Linked DNA regions of Mus musculus: region 1 is linked to region 2. Evidence: chromatin loops called from intact Hi-C (ENCODE). Cell type or tissue: heart. All regions are shown on one strand. Links, peaks and the distances in the headings refer to the core of each region. The heading gives the core; the rest is flanking DNA. Region 1 has its middle 16 kb from the start of Disc1. Region 2 has its middle 4.8 kb from the start of Egln1.

Region 1 (5,384 bases), core at 134-5,133, 85 kb after region 2:
GTAGTTCATAATTTACCATCATGATGGTCAGGGACATATTGTACAGGATCCCATAAAATAAGCACCTGCTAGTGGTGTCACCTGGGTTTATAAGCAAACTGTACACAAACAGCAACACTGCCCCTTGACACCTCTCAAAATGTGGGTCAAGTGAGGGCCAGCTCTGTGCCATCTCAGCATTCAGGTTAAAGGTTTTTGTTTTTGTTTTCTGGAAGAAGTCTTAATTTGTAACTTTTCTCAGTAATCTAGAAAAACAAAGTTGCATCCTTCCTATTGTGTGTGTTGCTTTAAAAAGCATGATGGCAGGAGCAGTGGAGAGCTGGCGAGCTGGTGCAGCAGTTAAGAGCACAAATGGAGATTAATTAAATATTGTGAGACCGAGGAAATAGCCCAGGTAGAGCTATTGCTTAGCACGTGCAAGGCCCTAAGTTCAGAAAACCAAGAAACCAAAACCAAAACCATGACAGAACAACGCCCAGGGAACATGAAACACTGAGTCCAAGAACAACTTCCATTCTCTGCCTGCCTTGTCTGCTTAACACAGGCATGTGTTCATAAAACACATAACACATATACAATCACACTTGCATGTGCACACACAAAGCGTTTCTCTGGGACACCTATTAGTACGTCCATGTGTGTGTGACTAAAGAACAGCCACTCCAAATGGCAGGATCCTGATGGCAGGGATCCGTCAGGAAGGAAGAGCTGGGTTACCCTACTTAGAATCAACGCTTTGGGGCTGTGATCATGGGGTAGGTGAGGGACGCACTGTGAGCTCTAATAATTACCTTAAGAGTTGCTCAGGAAACAGGGCTTTAGGAATAGCACATTTCCCCCTCTCTTTGTAATGTATATATTTTATAAATTAGGGGTGTGTGTGTGTGTGTTTTCCTCCTCTTAACTCTGTCATAGGGTATGGTGTTTTCATTTAGACTTCAAATTGTTGGATGTCAAAGGCAAACTATTGCCTTGAAGGAGTGGGCACCATAGCAATGGACCTATCAGGTAGAGATCTCCTTCTTGTCCCCCTTTCTCACCCATGGCATCAAGGACAGGTGCAAACCTCATGTGTAAACACAGTATATTTAGAAGTTCCACTGTGCACCAAGTGTGTGAGCACAAAAGACCAAATTGCTAGACTGTACGGTGGTGTCTGTTGGTTGGTTTTAGCCCCTTGTAGTTCCTGCAAAGGGGCTGGAGTCTTGGGGACACAGCTGTGTGACTTGCTTGCCTTCAGTGTTCCACCTGCATTGGAACAAAGGGACCCCAGATGACCAGCAAAGGCTGGCATGAGCAGATGGCATACGTGAGGGTTCGCAGGAGCCTCTCTGTTCTGCCGCTCACCTGCTCAGGCTGCAGGCAGCAGAGGTTATGACCTGGGCTTCCTGCAATTTCTGCAACCCCCCGACTTCCTGCCCTTGCTGGCTGCGATCCCAGCCTTCCCTTCCTCCAGCCCTTCCACTGTTTGGAAGCACCTGTGTTAAGTCCTTTCCTGAGCGGGCTACCCAAAGTGCGCTCTGTTTTCCTAAGTGAGCATGACAGCAGGCTGCCCTTGTCAGACTAGAAATACAACTGGTCTTAGGCATAACCAGGAAGGTGTAGATTTCAGGACTTTAGTGTCCCTGTATCAAGTGGGCCAAGATCTGATGTTCAAGAAGGCCGCGTAGATGTGAGAGAATGGGTTCAGGCCGCACCATTCTGTTTCCCATCTTCACGTTGGGATGGCCACATGCAGAAAACAGCTTATCTGACCTCATACTGACCATCTGCACCCTGTGGAGCACAGGACCCTCTCTGTCTGCATACTGTTGAGCTCAGTCCTCGGTTCCTAGTTGAAATGCCAAAGAAATCAATAGCCAACTTGAATAAAGGTCAGTGACTTCAAAGAGGATACAAACAGATGAAAGCAGGATGTCACCGCAAGACCTGTGTAAGAAAGTCAGCATCACGGGTGGGAAAGTTATGGAGGATATTGAGATTTTGAAACACACACACAAATACACACACAAATACATAGATACAGGCACATACACATTTACACATTTGTATACACAGACATACAGATACACATTTACACATTGGTAGATGTACATAGACACAGATATGCACATACACACTTAACATACATGCTATAAACATGCAGATATACATACGCACACATACCTTAATGAGACACGTTATCATGATGACAGACAGAGCTTGTTTCTGAGTCTTCACAATAGACTGTCGTTAACCTGATTCTTCTCACTTACGGCGTCTCTGGAGGCTGCTCTCATCCCCCATTATCCCAGAAGTCTGCCCTCTTTCCAGTAGTTTTCTGATTAGATCGTCCTCCTTCACCCTGACACATATATACTGTCTGCATTGACATATCCTAGATACATGTAAAATATGTATGCACACGCACAGTTGTACACAGAAATAGTTATTGCTAATTAAGGGTTAGGATTTTGTACTAATGCATTTTTTTTTTCATCAGAAGAGATTCACAGATAGATGACTTTATGTGGTAATCAGTGTGCTTACACAGCTGACCTCTACCGTCCCAGGCGCTGTGAAGTAGCAGGATCTGCTACAGCGTGTTAAGGGGTATACACCATTGTTTGTTAGCTGGGTACTGTGGCTCGCACCTTTAATCCCTGCGCTTAGGAGGAGGAAGCAGGAGGATTACTGTGGATCCGATGCCAGCCAGGCTAAAGAATGAGACTTTGTCTAGAACAAACAAAAATAATTAATAAAAAATCTGTATTATTGTAAACAACACCGACACAGATATTCTCATAAATGCATCTGACCTTATTTTCTTGACGCAAGTCACGGAAGGCCAAATAGCCAGGTGACACGAATGTTTTTGTTACCTAACTGAAAAATTGGATTTCTTCAGAACACTTAGGAGCCAGATTCCCTCTTTTAAAGTCATTGTTCCGCAGATAAGTGTTTACAAGCAAGCGTCTCTCCCCAGTTCGTCACCCCTGTCACCACTAATGGGAAGCCTCCCGCGTGCTCCAGAGCATCAGTACGTGCTCAGGGGGAGAGAGACGCCCTGTGATTACTTTCCAACATGGGAAGCAGAGCGTGTGTCTCGGACCAGAGGCCCCGTTTGCCAGCACCCAGCCCCATCCTGACTAGAGGAGTATGACATTAACAGATGTGAATTACTTAATCCTCATCAGCACAGTGTCAGGTGACAGTGTTACCACGGGGGTCATTAGAATGGAAGCACAGAACCCTCCTGGCGTGGGCCAGCGGTGGAGAACAGTGCTTCAGCCCTGCGTTCCACACACGGTCTACCCAACAGCTCCTTTGGCTGTTCAGAGACGGGCTGCACCAGAAGCCTGTAAGATGGAATGGGCACGTACAAGCATTTTGCGGAGTTCTCTCTTAATACAAAATTAATAGCTTAAAGCTCTCTAGCTTGAAAACCTTGACGGGAGACATGAAAGAAAGATCCCCAGCGAGAAGTTCATCTTGCATTGGGTGTCTCGTGGCACTGCGATTGTAATTATGTACAGGCGTGCACTTACCTTCAGATACTCACGTTCCTGCATCTAGGAGGAGACACCACCAAATGCTGTACAGTTAACAATTTTAAAAGTTAAAAGGAGAAATCTTGCTGGGCCTAGTGACACACACCTTAGTTCCAGCACCTGGGAGGCAGAGGCAGGGTGTGAGTTTGAGACCAGCCTGGTCTACAGAATGAGTTCCAGGACAGCCAGAGGTTCACAGAAACAACAAACAAACAAACAAACAATGGGGATGGATGGATAGGTAGGTAGGTAGGTTGAGATGGTTCAGCAGTACCCACATTGTGGATGGAGAGAACTGATTTCCAGAAGTTATCCTCTGATATTCAGATACCCAGTGTAGTGCATATGGTACATATGTGCCTCCACAGAAATAAAACATAAAAGAGAAAATGCAGTATGAATCTTCACAACTGAGCAGCAGATCGCCCACGAGAGCAGGTGCTGCGTGCTTGTTGAACCTGCCAGGCTTGTAAGCATCCTTGGACTTTTCTCACGTTGTAAACTTCGCTCAGTTGTATAAAAGTTGCCTCCTTTAAGTTGAGTAGAGACAGGGATGGAGAGAGGGCGTCATGATGAATCTTGGAGTTAAGGAGAGGATACTAACAGGCATCCATCTGTCCAGGTGAAAAGCTCAGCTGAGGCATTATACATTATACATTATACAGGACATTATACACCGTGGTCCATGTCTCTTGTCACGTTAGACTGAACACGATGTCTACTCCCCACCCAGATCTCTCCACTTTACCTCATTTATTCCCACCACGTTAACTTTGTTTTGTTTTGTTTGCTTGTTCGATAGACAGGGGTGAAGTGGAAACTTAAGGGTTCTTTGCAAAGTCAGACGTGTTAGATGTTTTGCTGGGGCAAACATGTAAAAGTTTTCCTGAAGTAGACATAGGTGAAAGACTAAGGCAGACTCATGAAGGAACGTTTCACTGAGGCAGACACAGGAGAGAGGATGTTCTGTTAGAGCAAACACGTGAAAGGACACAGGATGAAGGATTCTTCACTAATGACGCACATGTTTTAGTTCGCCTTACATTGCGTAACTGAGCTGCATTCGTCAGGACTCCATAGAGAGAAACACACTAAAAATCTGGTGGTGTCCTGCATTCCTCCGTGGCCTCTGCATCAGCTCCTGCCTCCACGTTCCATGCCTTGTGTGAGTTCCTGCCTTCAATGTGTTTGATGATGTAACTGTTGTCATATGAAATAAAAATAAACCCTTTCCTCTCCAAGTTGCTTTGGGTCATGTTGTTTCATTACAGCAACAGTGACCCCGACTAAGACACACACTAAAGAATCATTCCTGCAAAGCTGACGTAGAGGTCAGCCTGAGGCCAGTACACTGCGCATGCCCAACCCCCACCACGGCTGCCACTGGCTTTGTACTTGCAAGAGGCGGACATTTCTTTCTTTGAGCCCCAGCTTCCCCTCTGTACACACTCTTCATCCTGAGCTAGCCTGGGTCTCAGAACGATGATGGTCAGCCTGCATCCCAAATAGACACATAACGCTGTTCAGATTGCAGGGTATGGAGGAGCCAGGCATGGGCAGGAGTGATGGGGAAGATCTATGACACACAGAAGGCAAACCTGTGGGCAATAACTAGCCTGTGCCATGCCGGCTGGTGGAGGCCAGAGTCAAGGCTCACAAGGACACTTCCCCATCATGAGCCTGGTCGCCCAAAGGACAGCAAAGCGTTTCCTAGTGTTGCATAGTCACACCACAGGGCCTTTCATTTGGCCTGGAACTCATCAAGTCGTCAAGGCTGGCTGACCTATGGCTCCAGGTCACTGTGTTTCCCCACTCAGAGAGCTTTAAGGCGCTAAGTCTTAAAGTAGACATTCT
Region 2 (5,384 bases), core at 70-5,069:
GACAACAGAGGAAGCTCTCTCCTTTGCTCTCTCCTTCAATCTCGGCTCAGGCTCAAGGTGTCGGTCCCAGGACCTCTCCCTGCCAAGCCGCTGACCCCAACAGTTTCTCTCTCAGGAGGTTAACGTTCAGTTTAGCTCTCTACATGGTTTGTGTGTGTGTGTGTGTTTAACTGTATTTTTTACTGAATTCTACTTAAAGACATCAGACTTAAGATTTTAGTGAACAGAATCAGTCATGGCTCTCATGCGGTCGCACACTGACAACGCTGAAACAGTTCCGAGTTTCAAGTTCCAGGCCAGCCTATCTCAGAAGACAAGTAACCCAGAAATGCCTGGTTACTTTTCTTGTTGCAATTAAGCATATAGAATCACAAACATACAGTTAATAGAAAGTCAAATACAGAAGGCAGGAAAGATGGATCAGTGGTTAAGAGCACTGGTTGTTCTTCCAAAGGACCTAGGTTCAAATCCCAGCACCCATGTGGCAGCTCACAACTATAACTCTAGTTCCAGGGCATCTGAAATTTTCTCACCAATGCATACAAATTATATATATATACAATATATATAAAATACATACACATTTACACACATATATTACACATATATATTTACATATATATAAATAAAATTATATATATATATATACATATATGTGTATATATATTCAAATATAAAGTACTCCTTTCAAATGTTTCCAAAAGTCCACAATTATGGACTTTGTGATTATTGTAGTTTGATAACTTAGGCAGTAATTCTCATCTGGGAGGTCTTGGTTAGCGTGCCACTGACTAAGTTGCTTGGATAAGAATCTGGTCTACCATCACCATGGTAGCTGTCAACATAAAACTGTCTTAATGGTCAGTCTATGAAGTAGGAAGTGGTAGAGGCTCCATTGAACAGAAGGTGAGTGGTATGCTGTGGGAGTTGCTGCTTTTCAGGCAGTGCCTGCCTCCAGCCCGTCAAAAACAACATGGTGAAAACAGACTGAAGATTTCAAGGAAGTGCCACTTTGTCTGCTCCTACATGACAACCTGGACCACAGCTGATTGCTACCTGAGTGGCCACCATTCTTGGCGGGAGCTCCCCTAAGTTAGGAAGCAATGATCTCAGAAGTGTCAAAGGCAGACACCAGGCAGAGAGTGAGGTTCCAGGGGCAATGGTGTGATGGTGGCATGTTCCTGAGGCAGGAGGATTGAAAGTTGAATTCTTGCTTACAGAGTGTGCCTGGGCTACAAAGCAAGTTCAGGGTCAGCCTAGACAAGTTAGTGAGGCCCAAAGTCTCCAAGTAGTAAAGTAAAAACATTGAGCAATGCAGCTAGATAACAGAGAAGGTGTGACATGGGCAAAGTCTCTTTGTAGCCCAGGCTGGCCTCATTCAGGATCCTCCTGCCACACACTGAGTTCCTCAGCCTCCTGCCTAGACACATGCGTGTGCGCGCGCACAAACATATACGCACACAAAAATGACTTGGGGTTTTTTGTTTTGTTTTGTTTGTTTTACGAGACAGGGTTTCTCTGTGTAGCCCTGGTTGTCCTGGAACTCACTCTAGACTAGGCTGGCCTTGAACTCACAAGACTGGCATTCCAAGTACAGAAATCAAGCACTGCTGCCACCACCTAACCTAGTTCAGTTTGCTTTCCTCTTCTTTTATATTTATTTTATTTTTATTTTATGTGTATTGGTGATTTGACTACATGTATGTTTGTATAAGGGTGTCAGATCCCCTGAAACAAGAGTTACAGAGAGCTGCAAGCTGCTCTGTGGTTCCTGGGAATTGAACCCAGGACCTCTGGAAGAGCAGCCAGTGCTCTTAACCGCCGAGCCGTCTCTCCAGCTCTGAGTTCAGTTTCTTAAGATATTGAATGTGTCCTAAATCCTGACAATCACTAAACATTCCTAGCATAGTGTCTTTTCCACCCAAGGGACAGAGTGCCTGATTGTGACGAAGGACCTCCGGCTTCTCCCTGTGACCATTTTGTCTGAATCCGATGCAGAGGGCCAGGATAGCATAGGCATTTCACCAAGATAAACAGGAAGACAGTCTCTGAGTTCTGGGGAACGGGCTGGAAATCAGCCATTTTCTAACTTTGGTTTGGGGACGCACTCATGGGTGTGGCTGGAAGCAGCACCTGCTGTCCATGAAAGGGGATCTGCCAGGCCCACGGTGAGCTTCCTTCCTGCAAGGCTGTCTCTAGTGAAAATAAACCGTCCAGTGAGACTTTATGTCCAGGAAAGTGTACCAGTGACCAAACCTTAATAGATTTGGATTTTAAAGTTGCCAAGAAATAATAATAATAATAAAATTACACTCATTGTTCATTAAAATTTTTCTTTTAAAAAAAACATTTGCCGGGCATGGTGGCGTATGCCTTTAATCCCAGCACTTGGGAGGCAGAGGCAGGCTGATTTCTGAATTCGAGGCCAGCCTGGTCTACAGAGTGAGTTCCAGAACAGCCACAGAGAAATCCTGTCTCAGAGGAAAAAAAAGAAAAGAAAACATTTATTCTGCCAGGCGTGATGGCACACACTTTTAATCCCAACACTCAGGAAGCAGAGGCAGGCGGATCGCTGAGAGTTTGAGGCCAGCCTGGTCTACACCATAGTGAATTGCAGGACAGCCAGGGCTATGTAGAAAGACTTAAAAAATAAAAAAAATAAAGATTGTAAGTGGTGTGTGTGTGTGTATCAAAAAACATCTTGTGGAAGTTGTTTCTCTTGTTCCCATTACATGAGTTCAAGGATCCAACTCAAGTTTTCAGGCTTGGTGGCAAGTGTCTTTAACCACTGAGCCATTTTTGCTAGGCCTTATAAATATTTTTTTTATTTTATTCTTTGAGATAGTGTTGTGTAGCCCAGGCTGGCCTCAGGCTTGCTACATATACACAAGAATCACCTTAAACTTCTTATCCTCCTGCCTCCACCTCCTGTGCTAGGTTATTCAGCACTGAGAATAGTTGTTTTGAGGCAAGAGATCACCGTGTAGCCCAGGTTAGCCCTCACATTTGCAGTGATGTTCCTTCCATGACCTTCAGGGTTCTAGGATCACAAGGGTGTGTTTCCACACCCAAAAGAGGCATTTTGAGGGGTGAGACAACAAGCATACTTCTCTGCTGATAACTGCTTGTCTGCTGCTCATGAATCCTCATAGGAAGAATGCCTAGGGCTGGAGAGATGGCTCAGCAGTTAAGAGCACCAACTGCTCTTCCAGAGGTTCTGAGTTCAATTCCCAGCAACCAATTGGTGGCTCTCAACCATCTGTAATGGGATCTGATGCACTCTTCTGGTGTGTCTGAAGAGAGCAATGGAGATGCACTCATATACGTTAAATAAATAAATCTTTAAAAAAAAACAGAACAAAAAGAATGTCTTTAGGTTTCCTCAGAATACTGGGGTGGCTGGAGGCTGAAGCAGGTGGCAGTGAGCCTTGAGGGCAGCCAGACTGCCTTGCAGGAGAGCTGTTGCTGAGTACGAGTCCCCTCCCGGTTAATCACGGGCCCTCTATTAAGACATCTGGGCATTCCACAGAACGCTGGTCAGTGCTGGCTTCTCTAGCCCTGAAACATTTTGTCACCACAGAGCAGTCTCAGCCTGTGAGTCACAGCCCCTTTTCACAGTCCTATACCAGATCGCTTGCTTATCAGCTCTTGATTCATAACAGTAGCAAAATTACAAAGTAGCAAAGAAAATTATTTTATGGGTTTATTTTGGGGCGGGGGGAGGTTACATATCACCAAATACGTAAGCATGCCTTACATACTGATTATATGTGATATGCATTTTGAAGGCTGGTTCTGTTTTGGTTCTCTTTGAGGCAGGGTCTCACTATGTAGCTCCCGCTGTCCTGGAACTCACTATACAGAGAGAGCAGTCTAGTCTGGAACTTAGAGAGATGCCTTTCCTTCTGCCCCTGAGGGCTGGGAGTGAAGTTGTGGGCGATTACACCCAGCTTTTTCTGCTGTTGTCTTGGCTGTTTAGGGTTGATTGGTGTGTGTGTGTGTGTGTGTGTGTGTGTGTGTGTGTGTGTGTGTGTGTGACTTAACATTGCACATGTGCAGTGAGGGGCACACGGACCACATGTTTGTGTAGCATCAGAGGACAACTTCCTGGTTCTCTCCTACCGTCTGATTCCCCGGGCTTGAACTACCATCATCAGTCTTAGCAGGAAATGCTGTTACCCACTGGGTCATATACTGGTCTCCTTATTTTGTTTTGTTTTAGTTTATTGAAACAGGGACTCGTGTGTACCGACTGGAATGAGCCTCACGTAGCCGAAGGTAACCTTGAACTCCTGATCTTCCTACCTTTACCTCCCAAGTACTAAGATTTTAAGCATACGCACTTGATCTTACATAGCTTGGTCTATTTTACAACTTCCAGGCCTGCCAAGTCTATATAGTGAGATTCTTTTCTCAAAATAATAAGTAAATAAATAAAATCTTTTAAAATGTTTAAAAAGCACCGAACTGTAAAATGTGGGAAAAGGCAGAATGTGACACCAGAACCTAGAGGGACGGTGCATGGCCGTGACTCCAGTGCTTCAGAAGGGAGGGCAGGCCGAGGTCAAACCCTTACCCATGCTGAGGTCAGTGCAATGTCACCCACCTTAAAAGCTCGAACGCCCGTGCATGTGCAGCCAAGGTGGACCCTGGGAACTTTCAGGCCAGCCACTCCAGCTCGGACAGTGAAAAGATGTACGGTCAGTGAAAGACTCCGTCTCAGAAAAAGGTGGAGCAAAAGGGCTGGAGAGATGGCTGCTCAGCGGTTAAGAGCACTGGCTGTTCTTCCAGAAGTCCTGAGTTCAATTCCCAGCAACCACGTGGTGGCTCACAACCATCTGTAATGGGATCTGATGCCCTCTTCTGGTGTGTCTGAAGACAGCTACAGTGTACTCATATAAAATAAATACATAAATCTTAAAAAAAAAAGAGAGAGAGAGAGAGAGCACTTGTTGCTAAAGGGCACTTGTCACCAAGCCTGGTGACCTAATTTTGACCCCCAGAATCCACATTGTTAGAGGAGAAAATTGACCCCAGCAAGTTGTTCTCTGAACCCCTCGTGTGCCATGCCATGACCCTCTACAAGATAAATAAATGTAGAATGTATTATTTAAAAAGTTGGTGAGGGGCTGGGGAGATAGCTACTCTTCCCCAGCTAGCCTCTGCTGTGCCTGACTGCTGTGCCTGAGCCCTCGCTGTGTTCCCAGCTCTCGTTCGCTTGTCCCTGGAGCCACTCCTCGGCCATAAACCCATGTAGTCGGTGACCCCACATCCTGGTAACTAAATGGAACTGCCAACCTTGAGGTTGCATCTCACAATGCCCAGTAACCCGGTAAAATCAAGACTCTTAAAGTATAACGAACCGATCAGATTTCTGTATCAAT

Evidence for each region. Hi-C counts contacts between places; a loop is a spot of excess contacts. Peaks named below come from ENCODE experiments on the same cell type or tissue, not always from the same donor. Only the 100,000 strongest peaks of a DNase experiment are listed, where the experiment ranks them.
Region 1: it touches region 2 in a loop (6-fold over the local background); 12 of 42 quality-filtered maps call a loop at or near these places.

What each region holds. Positions count from the first base shown.
Region 1 is chr8:125,035,843-125,041,226 of GRCm38, forward strand. No RefSeq gene overlaps it. Among named protein-coding and RNA genes, the nearest start is that of Disc1, 16 kb to the right of the region's middle. In heart, for the core only: no CTCF peak of the experiment used is centred there; DNase peaks (open chromatin) are centred at 1,409 and 3,069; H3K4me3 peaks cover 95 bases; H3K27ac peaks cover 387 bases.
Region 2 is chr8:124,951,323-124,956,706 of GRCm38, forward strand. No RefSeq gene overlaps it. Among named protein-coding and RNA genes, the nearest start is that of Egln1, 4.8 kb to the left of the region's middle. In heart, for the core only: no CTCF peak of the experiment used is centred there; a DNase peak (open chromatin) is centred at 2,129.